2 separate regions of the Homo sapiens genome follow, and region 2 is linked to region 1. A link is an interaction called in ENCODE POLR2A ChIA-PET data of the cell type or tissue named here. Cell type or tissue: PC-3. All regions are shown on one strand. Links, peaks and the distances in the headings refer to the core of each region. The heading gives the core; the rest is flanking DNA.

Evidence for each region. ChIA-PET counts read pairs that join two places held together with the same protein. Peaks named below come from ENCODE experiments on the same cell type or tissue, not always from the same donor. Only the 100,000 strongest peaks of a DNase experiment are listed, where the experiment ranks them.
Region 2: POLR2A ChIA-PET joins it to region 1 with 5 read pairs; 11 of 35 experiments call an interaction of 5 or more read pairs at or near these places.

The regions. Positions count from the first base shown.
Region 1 is chr5:134,624,152-134,628,547 of GRCh38, forward strand. All of the region lies in intron 1 of SAR1B (secretion associated Ras related GTPase 1B), which reads right to left. Among named protein-coding and RNA genes, the nearest start is that of SAR1B, 6.5 kb to the right of the region's middle. RefSeq lists an enhancer at 2,299-2,443 and a cis regulatory region at 2,365-2,378. In PC-3, for the core only: no CTCF peak of the experiment used is centred there; a DNase peak (open chromatin) is centred at 2,380; H3K27ac peaks cover 543 bases.
Region 2 is chr5:134,720,512-134,724,907 of GRCh38, forward strand. SEC24A (SEC24 homolog A, COPII component) reads left to right here. Exons shown (of 23, transcript NM_021982.3): 21 at 487-579; 22 at 3,056-3,159. Among named protein-coding and RNA genes, the nearest start is that of CAMLG, 16 kb to the right of the region's middle. In PC-3, for the core only: no CTCF peak of the experiment used is centred there; no DNase peak of the experiment used is centred there.

The DNA.
Region 1 (4,396 bases), core at 1-4,000:
AGAGTTACACACTTTGGGAAGCTGAGGTGGGTGGATCATCTGAGGTCAGAAGTTTGAGACCAGCCTGGCCAACATGGTGAAACCCCAACTCTACTAAAAATACAGAAATTAACCGGGTGTGGTCATGGGCCCCTGTAATCCCAGCTACTCAGGAGGCTGAGGCAGGAGAATTACTTGAACCCAAGAAGTGGAGGTTGCAGTGAGTGGAGATTGTGCCACTGTACTCCTGCATGGTGGTGCACACCTGCAGTACCAGCTACTCAGGAGGCTGAGGTGGGACGATTGCTTGAGCCTCGGAGGTAGAGATTGTAATGAACCGAGATCGCACCACTGCACTCCAGCCAGGGTGACAGTAAATGGGATAAGAGGTTAATAGGTGAGGCAGTGAGGAGAGATTCCTATTTCAAAAAATTTCAAATGGTAAAAAACTAAAATCGTTTAAAAAAATGTTGGAAATGGGATAAGGGAAGTGAGTTTTTTTTTTTTTTTTTTTTGAGACAGAGTCTTGCTCTGTCGCCCAGGCTAGAGTGCAATGGCTCGATCTCAGCTCACTGAAAGCTTCTCCTCCCAGGTTCAAGCGATCCTTCTGCCTCAGCCTCTCGAGTAGCTGGGATTACAGGCAGGCACTGCCATGCCTGACTAATTTTTATATTTTTAGTAGAGACTGGGCTTCACCGTATTGGCCAGGCTGGTCTCCAACTCCTGACCTCAAGTGATTCGCCTGCCTCAGCCTCCAAAAGTGCTGGGATTACAGGCGTGAGCCACCCCAGGCCTGGAAGTGAAATTTCCTTCTCAAAAAGGGTGAGGCTTGAGTATGATGATAAACTAAAGAGAAGGAGATAGTGGGATGGAAGAAGTAATAGGGAAGAAAGGAATTAACCAAAAGGGACAAAGTCCCAAGAGGAGCTTGGACTGACAGCCTATGTCTCTTGTCTAAGATTAGGAGGAAAGATGGCCAGAAAATTTGTGGAGGTGGTGGGAATCTGACTCCAAAAGTGAAAGGGTATAGAGAATTTTTGAGGAGCAGAGCAAGCATTACAATAGCTACTATGGGGAATGAATCAAGTTAAAAGACTGCCAAAAAAAGCCAAGGACTCAGTTGGAATTGAAACTCAAACATTCACAGCAGTGCCAATCTGTGCTGATTTCCAACCTTCCACCCTCCACCAGCAGTGCTCAACATGGAGTGACTAGAGATTAGGAACATCCAGAATAGAAATGAAAAAGGACAAGGGGAACAGGATTTTGAGAGTACTAGTGAGAGGGCTGTAGGGATCTGATCAGAAGTTCAAGTTGAGTGGACAAAGGTAAAGAAAGGTAGTATACAGAGATGGAGCGGTGATCAAAGGCAGGCTTCTCAACAGAACAGAATTGGGAAAATAGGGTAGAAAAAGTCTCTAAGCCAAAAACAGAAAAGGGTGAGAGAGGTGAAAGGAGTGCCAGAATTGTGCCAGCAAAGTGGAAGAGAATATAGGGGGTTCAAGAATTCAAGAGAAGTTCAGGGTTGGGTGGTGGCAAACTCCAAGGCCTGGCTCTGGCATGGACGATAAAGAAAAATGGAGGTGACAGATACTGGAAGCCAGGCTAGAGGGTACACTGTCCACATTGACAGGCAGTGTAATCACCTGGAAGACTGGAGGGCACTGATACAGACTGTGAATCAAGTGGCAAAGTCCTCACTGAAGATGATTGTTGGTAGGTGAGAGCTAAAGAATGGTGAAAAGCCTTGACAGAAAAAGGATTTTTTGCATAAGGATGGTACCAATTTGCTGTTGTAAAATTTGTCCCAAGAGAGATAATCTAAGAAGACACAAACTCTGCTTTGGAAGATAATAATATATATATTTCTTTAAAATTGTGGTTTCAGCCAGGCACAATGGCTCACACCTGTAATCCCAGGACTTTGGGAGGCTGAGGCGGGTGGATCACCTGAGGTCAGGAGTTCAAGATCAGCCTGGCCAACGTGGCAAAACCCCATCTCTACTAAAAATACAAAAATTAGCTGGGTGTGGTGGTGCACACCTGTAATCCCAGCTACCCAGGAGGCTGAGGCAGGGGAATCACTTGAACCCAGGAGGCAGAGGTTGCACTGAGCCGAGATCGAGCCACTGCACCACAGCCTGGGCCACAGAGCAAGACTCTGCCTCAAAAAAAAAAAAAAAAAAAAAAAAAAAAAAAATGTGGTTTCTAGGAACCTTAAAACAAACTAGGAGTAATTAGAAACAGAATTAACTGTTTTTTTATTGTTATTTTAAGTAGAAGTAAAAATGCCCAACTAAGAATAAAAGTTACTTAGCTGCAAACAGATACCTGAGCCCAGAAAACAGGTTACACAACACCATGAACACACTATTAAGACATGTGAAGAGCAAAGGTCAAGAACAAGGAAACATACACACGTCAGCAGATTTATTTATTGCACCAATACCAAACAGGAAAAGTCTCTCTGCAGATTAGAAAAGTGATCTACTCAAGTAACATGAAAACCAGTGCAAAGGATGTAATGGAACAGAATCTCAGATTACAAGTAACTTCTTAAAGCCTTGTTCCATTAAACTACATGGATGGCTCATTTAAATGAAATATCCTGGATAGATAAATCCATAGAGTAAGTATATTAGTGGTTGTCAGACTGAAGGAAGGAAAAATGGGGAATGATTGCTAATGGGTACTGGGTTTCTTCTTGGGATGATCACATGTTCTGGAATTAGATAGTGGTGATGTTTACACAACAATGTGACTATACTAAAAACACTTAATGTACAATTTTAAAAGGTCGATTTTATGGTATATCAACTATATCTCAAAAAAGCTATTATAGAAAAATTTTAAAAGCAAATTTTAAAAAGCTTATATGGCATTTAATATTTAAAACTGATTTACATGAGTAATTACACAAAACCATTTACTTTTTTTTTTGAGACAGAGTCTCGCCTGTCGCCCAGGATGGAGTGCACTGGCGCGATCTCCTCTCACTGTAAGCTCCACCTCCCAGGTTCACGCCATTCTCCTGCCTCAGCCTCCCGAGTAGCTGGGACTACAGGAGCCTGCCACCACGCCTGGCTAATTTTTTATATTTTTAGTAGCGACGGGGTTTCACCATGTTAGCCAGGATGGTCTCGATCTCCTGACCTCGTAATCCGCCCTCCTTGGCCTCCCAAAGTGTTGGGATTACAGGCGTGAGCCACCGCGCCCCGCCACTTTTTATTTTTTTGACAGAGTCTCCCTCTCACCCAGGGAGCGCCGTCTCTGCTCACTGCAACCTCAATCTCGGGGACTCAAGCAATCCTCCCACCTCAACCTCCTGAGTACCTGGGGGCTACAGGCATAGGCCACTATGCCTGGCTCATTTACTTTTTAAAACCGGCCGGGCGTGGTGGCTCACGCCTGTAATCCCAGCACTTTGGGAGGCCGAGGCGGGCGGATCACGAGGTCAGGAGATCGAGACCATCCTGACTAACACGGTGAAACCCCGTCTCTACCAAAAATACAGAAAAATTAGCCGGGCGTGGTAGTGGACGCCTGTAGTCCCAGCTGCTCGGGAGGCTGAGGCAGGAGAATGGCGTGAAACCAGGAGGCAGAGCTTGCAGTGAGCCGAGATTGCGCCACTGCACTCCAGCCTGGGCGACAGAGCGAGACTCCATCCCAAAAAATAAATAAATAAATAAATAAATAAATAAATAAATAAATAAAACCACACATTAAGGGCCGGGAGCAGTGGCTCACGCCTGTAATCCCAGCACTTTGGGAGGCCGAGGCGGGCAGATCACCTGAGTTCGGGAGTTCGAGACCAGCCTGACCAACATGGAGAAACCCCATCTCTACTAAAAATACAAAATTAGCCGGGCATGGTGGTGCATGCCTATAATCCCAGCTACTCAGGAGGCTGAGGCAGGAGAATCGCTCAAACCTGGGAGGCAGAGGTTGCAGTGAGCCGAGATCGTGCCACTGCACTGCACTCCAGCCGGGGTGACAGAGCAAGACTCCGTCTCAAAAAAAAAAGAAAAAAAATACATATTTAGTTTGTGACCAGCCTTGGCAACGTGGAAAAACCCCATTTCTATAAAAAATACAAAAATTAGCCAGATGTGATAGCATGCACTTGGTGACAGTGAGACCCTGCCTCAAAAAAATAAAATAAAAATAAAAAATACACATTAGTTCTCAGGGGTCCTGTAAAAAAAAAAAATACACATAAGATGACAAAATACAAATACCCAAAAAGTACTATTGGGAGAAAATAAGGGACCTAATAGTCTAAAGAGGCAAATATGACATCAGAGTATGATTGTAGAATCAATGCACTAATAACTTTGGGATGCAAAGCATGGTAATGCTATGGTGAAATGGGTGTAGTAACTGTCCTAGAATACAAATATCCAGGCTGAGCACAGTG
Region 2 (4,396 bases), core at 281-4,280, 97 kb after region 1:
CCAAGCATAAAATGTCTCATCAGGTAAATACTAATTATTATTAATTCAGTTAAAGGCTGTACAATCTCACTAAATATACTTACCTTTTTGACCTTTTAAAATATACTCAAGCTGGGTGTGGTGGCTCACACCTGTAATCCCAGCACTTTGGGAGGCTGAGGCAGGCAGATCTCTTGAGGTCAGGAGTTCAAGACTAGCCTGGCCAATATGGTGAAACCCCATCTCTACTAAAAATACAAAAATTAGCTGGGCATGGTGGCACACGCCTGTAGTCCCAGCTACTCTGGAGGCTGAGGTGGGAAATCGCTTGAACCCAGGAGTCGGAGGTTGCAGTGAGCCGAGATTACACCACTGCACTCCAGCCTGGGTGACAGAGTGAGACCCTATCTCACAAATATATATATAAAATAAAAATAAAATGTACTCACTCAACAGACTCACCTTTATGTATGCTGCATCTCAAAATAATTTTATTCCTGTCCCTAGGTACTGATGCTTTGGGTTGGAAAAAATTGTACACAGAATTTTCTCAGCCAAGTTCTAGGAGTTCAAAACTATGCATCAATTCCACAGCCTATGGTAAGACTCTTTTATTATAGTGATTATAAAGGGCATTTCAAAGTTGGCAAAAACATGAATATCCCCTATTTTGATATCAGAAAATAATAACAAAATCATACCAAAAATTTTTATTGATGGGTTTTCATGTTGATGGATTCTATGACTCCACTCATAGAATCATTAGGGAATTTATATATTTAAAAGGCAGATATGCCAGCCACAGCGGCTCACACTGTAATCCCAGCACTTTGGGAGGCCAGGGCGGGCTGATCACGAGGTCAAGAGATCGAGACCATCCTGGCCAACATGGTGAACCCCCTTCTCTACTAAAAATACAAAAATTAGTTGGGCGTGGTGGCGCACACCTGTAGTCCCAGCTACTCAGGAGATTGAGGCAGGAGAATCGCTTGAACCCAGGAGGTGGACATTGCAGTGAGCCAAGATTGTACCACTGCACTCCAGCCTGGCAACAGAGTGAGACTCCATCTCAAAAAAAAAAAAAAAAAAAAGATAGATATGCCAGGCGTGGTGGCTCACACTGGTAGTCCCAGCACCTTGGGAGGCTGAGGTGGGAGGATCACTTGAGCCCTGGAGTTTGAGACCACCCTAAGCAACATAGTGAGACCCCATAACTACAGAACATTTTTAAAATAGCTGGGCATGGTGGCACACAACTGTGGTCTTAGCTACTTACGAGGCTGAAATGGGAGGAGTGCTAGGACCTGGGAGGTTGAGGCTGAAGTGAGCAGTGATTATGCTGCTGCACTCCCGCCTGGGCAACAGAGCAAGAACCTGTCTCAAAAAATAAATAAATAAAAGACTGCTGTGTCAGGATTATAGCTAGGATAAGCACTGGCTTTCAGGCCTTAAACAGAACTACTGGGCTGGATGACTAAGCGTTTTAGGTAATGAGTAAGAAATTGTTATATTTTTAATAATAACTGAACGAATCAATTAATTCTTGACGTCATGCTAAAATGAAGGGAAGAACTAAGAGGTTTTTTTAGATGAGGGCTTAGAAACTATGCCCAAGGGGTACCTGCTACTTGTTTTTGTAAATAAGGTTTTATTGGAACATCCATGCCTGTTCACTTATGTATTGTTTATGGCTACTTTGGTGTAACAATGGCAAGGTTGCCCGGGCGTGGTGGCTCACACCTGTAATCTCAGCGCTTTGGGAGGCCGAGGCTGGCGAATCACCTGAGGTCGGGAGTTCAAGACCAGCCTGCCCAACATGGAGAAACCCCCGTCTCAAGGCGAGGTGGGCGAATGACCTGAGGTCAGGAGTTCGAGACCAGCCTGGCCAACATGGAGAAACCCCCATCTCTACTAAAAATACAAAATTAGCCGGGTGTGGTGGCGCACACCTGTAATCCCAACTACTCTCCCAGCTACTCTGGAGGCTGAGGCAGGAGAATCTCTGGCAGGCGAATCGCTTGAATCTGGGAGGCAGAGGTTGCAGTGAGCCAATATCACGCCATTGCACTCCAGCCTGGGCAACAAGAGCGAAACTCTGTCTCAAAAAATAAAAAACAATGGCAAAGTTAAGTAGTTGCAGCAGAGACCAAATGATCTGCAAGCCTAAAGTACTTACTATATGGGCCTTTAAGAAGTTTGCCTACTCCTGTTCTAGAATATTCGTAGAAAATTGTGTTCCCAAGTCAAGTTGCACTGGCATCACTGCAGGAATTTTTTAGGAAAGCAAAATCTCAGGACCACAACCCTGCCCCAGACCTCCTAAATCATTATCTGTAGTTCAAGAAGATGATCAGGTGATTCATATACATGTTAAAATTCAAGACCAGGCATGGTGGCTCACACCTGTTATCCCAGAACTTTGGGAGGCCGAGGTGGGCAGATTGCTTAAGCCCAGGAGTTCAAGACCAGCCTGAGCAACGTGGTGAGATACTCGTCTCTACTAAAAATACAAAAATTACCTGGCAGGTGGCACACGCCTCTTATTCCAGCTACTTGGTGGGGCTGAGGTGAGAGAATCACTTGAGCCTCAGGAGGCAGTGGAGGTTACAGTGAGCCATGATCACACCAGTGCACTTCAGCCTGGGCAACAGAGCAAGACCTTGTCTCAAAAAATAAGTTAAATTTGAGAAGTAGACCGGGCACTGTGGCTCACTCCTGTAATCCCAGCACTTCGGGAGGCCGAGGCAGGTGTATCGCCTGAGCCCAGGAGTTCGAAATCAGCCTGGGCAACATGGCAAAACCCATCTCTACAAGAAATATAAAAATTAGCCAGGCATGGTGGCACGCATCTGTAGTCCCAACTATTCAGAAGGCTATGGTGGGAGGATCACCGGAGCCTGGAGGTTGAGACTGCAGTGAGCCATGATTATGCCACTGCACTCCAGCCTGTCAACAGAGGCCTTGTCTCAAAAAAGAAAAAAAATGTAATTAAAAAAATAAAAATTTGAAAAGTACCATAGACCATACATTAGATATGTAATTAAAGTAATTGGATATTGTTGGTTTTGGTTAACAGACAGACCTTCCAGAACTTGATACACCAGAATCTGCCAGAATAATAGCTTTCATCTCTTGGCTTAGAGAGCAGAGACCATTTTTCCCAATACTTTATGTAATAAGGTAAGTTGAATTTTCCATTTGCTAGTAGTAAAACAATTTGTTTGGCCTTGCCAGGACCTGACAAGAGTATAGCAAAAAAAAAGAAGAAAGAAAAAGAGTTCTTCTCAATAAATAGCAGTAAATCATACCTTATATCCAATGATTGGAAATACAGAACTTTTTTCATTTTTAATTGACTAATAATAAGTGTATATATTTATGGGGTACACTAATTTATTGATACATGTATACATTGTGGAATGATCAAATTCGGCTAATTAACATATTCATCTTCTCAGCCAATTATTGTTTCCTTGTGGTGAGAACATTTAAAATCCATTATTTTGCCTATTTTAAAATATACAATACATCATTATTAACCATAGTCATCATACTGTGTAATAGATCACCAGAATCCATTCATCCTAACTGAAATTTTGTACCCTTTGACTAACATTTCTTCTTTCCTTCTCCATAGCCACTTCCTGCCTCCTAGCCTCTAATAACCATAATTCTACTTTCTACTTATATGAGTTCAACTTTTTTAGGTTCCACACATAAGTAAGATCGTGTGGTGTTTGTCTCTCTGTGCCTGGTTTATTTCACTCAGCATAATGTCACAAATGACAGAATTTCCTGTTTTTTAAAGGCTGAAGTCGCCGGGCGCGGTGGCTCATGCCTGTAATCCCAGCACTTTGAGAGGTCGAGGCGGGCAGATCACCTGAGGTTGGGAGTTCGAGACCAGCCTGACCAACATGGAGAAACCCCGTCTCTACTAAAAATACAAAATTAGCCTGGCATGGTGGCACATGCCTGTAATCCCAGCTACTCGGGAGGCTGAGGCAGGAGAATAGCTTGAACCCAGGAGGTGGAGGTTGTGGTGAGCCAGGATCGTGCCATTGCACTCCAGCCTGGGCAACAAGAGTAAAACTCCATCTCAAAAAAAAAAAAAAGGCTCGGTAGAATTCCATTGTATATATATACCACATTTGAAAAATCCATTCAGTTATTTCCATATCGTGGCTATTGTGATTAATGCTGCAGTGATCATGGAAGTGCAGACATCTCTTTGATATACTGATTTCAATTCCTTTGGATATATATTCAGAAATGGAATTTCTGGATCAACTATTTCTCTTAATTCCACCATAAGCTTTTCCCTTAAACAACTTGAAATTTACATAATCAACCAAGTATTCTCAGAGAAAGCCTCTAGAAGTAACTGTTTATATAGTAAATGTTATTAGGGTTATGAGGA